Regions from separate parts of the Homo sapiens genome. Here region 1 is linked to region 2. The links are chromatin loops, found by intact Hi-C in ENCODE. Cell type or tissue: heart right ventricle. All regions are shown on one strand. Links, peaks and the distances in the headings refer to the core of each region. The heading gives the core; the rest is flanking DNA. Region 1 overlaps PELI1 (pellino E3 ubiquitin protein ligase 1). Region 2 has its middle 59 kb from the start of PELI1.

Evidence for each region. Hi-C counts contacts between places; a loop is a spot of excess contacts. Peaks named below come from ENCODE experiments on the same cell type or tissue, not always from the same donor. Only the 100,000 strongest peaks of a DNase experiment are listed, where the experiment ranks them.
Region 1: a loop joins it to region 2, with 1.8 times the contacts of the local background. A loop is called at or near these places in 7 of 110 quality-filtered maps.

Annotation. Positions count from the first base shown.
Region 1 is chr2:64,133,516-64,136,442 of GRCh38, reverse strand. All of the region lies in intron 1 of PELI1 (pellino E3 ubiquitin protein ligase 1), which reads left to right. Among named protein-coding and RNA genes, the nearest start is that of PELI1, 9.4 kb to the left of the region's middle. In heart right ventricle, for the core only: no CTCF peak of the experiment used is centred there; no DNase peak of the experiment used is centred there; H3K27ac peaks cover 1,115 bases.
Region 2 is chr2:64,083,645-64,086,571 of GRCh38, reverse strand. No RefSeq gene overlaps it. Among named protein-coding and RNA genes, the nearest start is that of PELI1, 59 kb to the left of the region's middle. In heart right ventricle, for the core only: no CTCF peak of the experiment used is centred there; no DNase peak of the experiment used is centred there.

The DNA of each region.
Region 1 (2,927 bases), core at 102-2,601, 50 kb before region 2:
TTTAATTCACTCAGAGTTTTTGTCCCTTTAGTGTGTGTAGATGTATGTATGCATGTGTATGTATAGATAGCCAGACTCTCTTACCATATACTGCACATACTATCAGGGCTGAGCTGCTAGACTAGATTATTTAACGTATTTTAAACACTAGTTTGTTAACATGGAACAACTGAGCCCATATTTAATTCCTGGGCTTTCCATTAACTCTGAAAGTCTTTTAAAACCTTTGATTCATCTAAAAAAAAAAAGTGGCAGTGGTTTTTCATAAAGATCTTTGAACTTCTATGATGATGACCATACTGAAGTGTAACTTATTTTAGAAAGCTTTCATTCAGGCTGTTGATTTGCTGGTAAGATCATGAATCTGTTTTTCATTTCCATTTTTGTGGAATAAATGAATAACTTCTGACGGAAGAGAAAGAGAGGGAAGGCAGCAAGAGAAGGAAGGAAAGGAAGAAATTGGATCTCACAAAATAGTAAATATAAGTATGGATAATTCTCTGAACTTGGATGTGCTTAAGTGTCTATGACCTAATGAGCTAAGGCTCAGATGTGTAAATTAAGTAGAGAATAGAAGTAATAATACACCTTGCATTTGAAGAGAAGTTATTGCTTTGCAAAAGTGCATCTTACATTTCATGTTGACTTAAACCTTATGACCATGATAAAATCTATACTTAATTTTGGAAATAATAATGAGTAACAATAATTGAGAGATTATTTGAAAATTCAATCTATTAAGCTTTGTAGATTTTTACAGCAACAGGTTCAAGGTTATTCTTCTCAGCTTGTGCATTGCAAGATACTTGTAATTTCCTGCCTGTCTCACTTTCATCTATTCATTACTCTGCCAATAGCTCTCTTTATCATCCTTTGCCAGCTTTAGTCATGCCTATTGCTCTTCAACAGCGTTTTCTATGTTTGTCTGCCATTTTTATACTTATAAAGTAGACTTGGAATGAATTAAGGTTATAAAGTAGTAACCTGTGGATGGCAAGTACAATACTTTTCCTATTTGTGCCATACTTAATCTTTTTAAACTTTCCTTGCCTATTTCTGGTGTGTGCCTTGGTGGAGATCTCTCATCAGACACTAAGAGATAACTACATGACCTGTAGGATGCAATACTTTTTTAACTCAATAATGTAGGAAACAGTAGGAAACAGTTTGAGTTTAAACTCAAACTCATTGAGTTAATCCTGCATCCATCCAGAACCTACATACCTAAACTAGCAAAGTTTGATAGTAAAATTAACAGCCTAGTGGAATTTCAAAAACTATTTTCAGCTCTTGATGTTTGTTGTCTTTTCTAAAAATGTCAAACAATTGGGGACCTCATCATTACTGTAATACTAACCATATATGACCTTAGGGGAAAACTGTACTTCTGTTGAGCATCTCTTTGACAGTCAAGAGGAAAAGATAAAAAGATAAGTAATGTGGTAAAGAAGGTTATAACTTCTTCCTTCCACAAGAATGAATTATGAAGTGACTGGCCCTGATATTTTTCTAGTAACTCATTGTAGTGCTCAACATATCATTTGGCTTAATCTTTAGAAGGCACAGTTTAATTTTATTTTTTAACAATAAGTGAAAACAATTGAAAGTGCTTTGTTGGTTTTTCAAAACTTTAATGTTGAATTCCTGGTTCTTGGCAGATACTATCCGTAGTATTTCATGTTCCTCTGGGTTTATTTCAGATTTAATGAACTGCATGTACTGGAAGCACTAAAAGCTGATTGGCTTTAATTTAGACTACAGTTAGCATGATGGATTTTTCTTTGAATTGTTCTCACTGTCATTCTTTAAATTTACCATCAAAGGATCAAAACATCCAAATTACAAAACTAAGTTTATCATTCATGAGAAAATGTGTTAAATACGTATCTTTTGTAAAGTAGCGGCTGCTTCTAATTAGAAACCGGTCCTATAGACATACCTTATGTATCAAAAAGCTTTTTAAATATACTTACTGCTTTACTGTTACTTTCATTTAAAATAGGATGATTCAGTTTCTGAACTAGCCCTGTCTGTTCTCCAAAGGAACTAGGATGAATTTTGAGGAGGGGCTCTTAAACTTTGAGCAGATCTGTAACTTCATTGAGAGCAGACATTTTTAAAAATTCATCACTGACATTTATTCAACAAAAAGAAGATCAGATTTTGCTAAAGCCTTTTGGTTGTGTCTCTTTTAGAAATAACGTGTTGATTTAGTTGCATATAGTTCAGCTCTTAAGGACCAGTCTTTAAGGCTTTAGCCAGAATTTGTCTCCTAAAGCTGACTTTAAAATGGCTTCCAAAAGGATTTGCTGAGTTTCAGAACTGAGTAGGCTGCTAATGATTCAGTAGGCCCCCTCATTTTCCTCCTACTCCTTAAATTGAAGGCTCCTTCATACCATCTAGGTACCCTGAGTCATCATGGATAAACTCTAAAGAAGAATTGTCATATGGAAAAACTCTACATGAAGTAAGAATGTCAGAAAGCAGTCTGAGTCAGAGATCATTCATTGCTCACAATGATAAAATCTATAGGTTGTGGGCTTCATTTTAAATCTTTTAACATACTTCCATGTATGTCCTTATTATAGGATTATAAATCCTATAATGCCCATAAAACCATCTGAGGTGTTTATTCCCAGTTAATTTCTAATTGGTTTGGTTTTTATTATCTATTACATGAAAAGGATTTTGTATTTTTTATTGAATAAATAGAGAGGAGAGGCAATATGATACAGGATAAAAACCACTATATCAGAAGTTAGGGGACCTGGAGTTCTGGTTTATCTTCTCAATATGTGACCTTATATATTTCATTTAACCTCTTTGAGCTTGAGTTTCCTTATCTTTACAAGGTCAGTAACTCCATCACTCACACCCTCTTTGGAACCAACCCATGGCAGATACAGCTAGTAGCTGTATCTGTATCG
Region 2 (2,927 bases), core at 258-2,757:
CTGCATGAATGCAAATGTTGATTCTATTTTTCATTGATTTTATTCAAAGAACTCAACTGTGACAGGAATCCCTGAATCAAGTATACTATGCAAAGTTGGTATCTTGTTGCAAAGGTAATACAACTGTGAAGTGATACTTGTTATGATGAAATTAAAGTCAAAGATATGACTCTTGGGATGTAACCTTTTGCAGAGAAGCATTAAAAGAATGTTATTCTGCTTTGGTATATGCTATAGGACTTTTAAAGTTTGAGAGTTAACAATCAAGAGTTTCTTTGCAGCTGCTTTTATGGTTTCATTATTGCTACTGATTTCAAATATAGCCGTATTTATTTACCAAAGTGTTTTAATTCCTCTTTAAATACAAAAGGACCATTGAAAATGTTGTCTGGGTGGAATTTCACAAATACAAGGAATTCTTCAGACAAGGCATGGGTCCAAGCCTTAATCCAGTCTGGCCTCAGATACCAGTCCTTAAATGTTCCTTTATCAAAGTAGGTAACAATGGGCAGTTATTCACTGTAAATAAACTAGGGACTGAGTGAGGGGAGTTAGAAAATATCAAGATAAGCAGTTTGCCCTTCGGAGAGGACTCAGTTGTACTGAAGCCAGCATTTCCTATCATTTTGTAACATACTTTTATTTTTAACTCCTTGGCTCTGTGGTCATGAATCTCATTACCTACCATTCTATGGGAACAAAGTAATTCAACCCTTTGGCATCAATGAATTAATACTTCTTCTACCCTATTTTAGTTCCTTGGGTCTTTGGTGGTGGCCCTATGTATGGAATTAGACTTGCAACAGTAGATGGTCTCAGACTAACAAATTTACAGCCTCTTCATTTTGGGAGCTCAGTGGGCTCTTTGAAATAAAACAAAATCGGAGCTTTTTTTTTTTTTTTTGAGATGAAGTTTTGCTCTGGTTGCCCGGGCTGGAGTGCAGTGGCGCAATCTCAGCTCACCACAATCTCTGTCTCCCGGGTTCAAACAATTCTCCTGCCTCAGCCTCCCAAGTAGCTGGGATTACATGCATGTGCCACCATGCCAGGCTAATTTTGTATTTTTAGTAGAGACAGGGCTTCTCCATGTTGGTCAGGCTGGTCTCAAACTCCTGACCTCAGGTGATCCACCCAACTCGGCCTCCCAAAGTGCTGGGATTACAGGCGTGAGCCACTGTACCCAGCTGGAGCATCTTAAATGTATTTTAAAGTTATCCTCAGTCTAAGGAGCTTTTTAATCATTCAATGGCTAATGGAAAGGATAATCCAAATTATCTGTAGCTGAAACACTTTTGAAAGGATATATAGTTTGGAGGACAGAGTACAGAGCAATGACCCAACATATCAAATTCTCTAACAACAAATTCCAAGGAATTTGTTCCTATTAGCTTGCATTGGAATGTAATTCTGTGTTGATCTGTGACACTAGTTCAAACATCTTTTTGATCTGCAAAAATGTTTTGTCATAATGGGAATTAAAATAGAAAGTTGATCTTCACCTTTTCATTCATTCCCTCATTACGATGAGTTAAGCCTGCTGACCAATGAAATGTCCTACAAAATAGGAGCAACATGAGCAAAATAATTGACATAACAAGGAGAAATACACACTTTTACTCTGAGAATATTACATTAATTTGACCTTTGTCATTATTGTTGTTTGTTATGACTGACATTTTGGACTGCTGATTAACCTGGATTTCCAGATATCCTTGGCTTGTAAGTACATCTGTAACCACAGGACCCAGCATCTACTAGAGAGGGTTTGCAACAAGAAGCTCATACCTCACTGAGTGAAAATATTTCAAAAACATCTATTTTGTCACTTTGTTTCTTTAAAGTTTCCCTTTATGTGGAAAGGTGATAAAAGGCTTTATTTAGAGAACTAGGTATAATTAAACAAAAGGGAATCTTATGTAGTGACACTATTTTCCTGGCTGGAAAAAACACATTGACTCTTAAGGTTCTTTATGTGCTTCTGTTTGCATGGTTCATTTCCAGCTAACACAGCATTTCTGAAATGCCAACATTTGCTTTTTGTTTTCTGGTGTTGTGTCTAAGCAAACTAATATGGGTGCCAAGAAGATAATGCTGGGTTTTTAATGGAATGCCAGATCATCAGTTCTTTTTGAAGTGGGGTTTGAGTTAGTTATTATGTTAATAAATCTAAATTTTGATCCCCTTTGTTGACCAATTATTTTCTCCTGAAGAAAAACTATCCTATGACCAGCAATCTTGCACATATATATTGGGGCTAATATATACTGGAATGAATAGATAAAAGAGTGTGAATAATGCAATACATCACAATCAATCTGATTAGAAAAACAGCTCAGAGCAAAATTATCTGATAATTTAAGATACCAAAATTCTTTTTTTTTTTTTGGTATTTGTATTGGAATTTAATTATATATTGACCCATGACAGCTTTCCATTAGCCATTACCAAAATCTCTTTTTTGGTATTTTAAATTAGTAGCATGATTGGTACCTGTATGATTGGAAGTTAAACTATCAGCTGTTATTCTGCTTCTTAAAGGCTAGGGGGGCTTGTCAATAGAGTAAGGGTCTCCCTCTCTTAAACGGAGGTCTGTCCAAGAGAATAAAATACTTACAGGAGACCTGAGGAGATTATGAGAAATAAGATGTCTTGCATACAGTCAGCCTGCAGTTAAATATTCATTGAATATTTGAGCAGATTAGAACTGGAGCCTTCATCCTTCATGTGTTGAAGAACTATTTTTAATTTTCTAGCAACCTTAAGATCACTGGATAGGAGAGGAACTCCACTCTTGAGTGGAGAAGTAAAGTAGGAAGAGTCTAGACTGACAGTTGTGATAAGCCTTTTTCTCTCTCCTTGTCCTGTGGGACTCCTGGGGAAACCTCAAACACAGAGGCCTGTTGACAACTTAAATTGGAAAGCAAGAG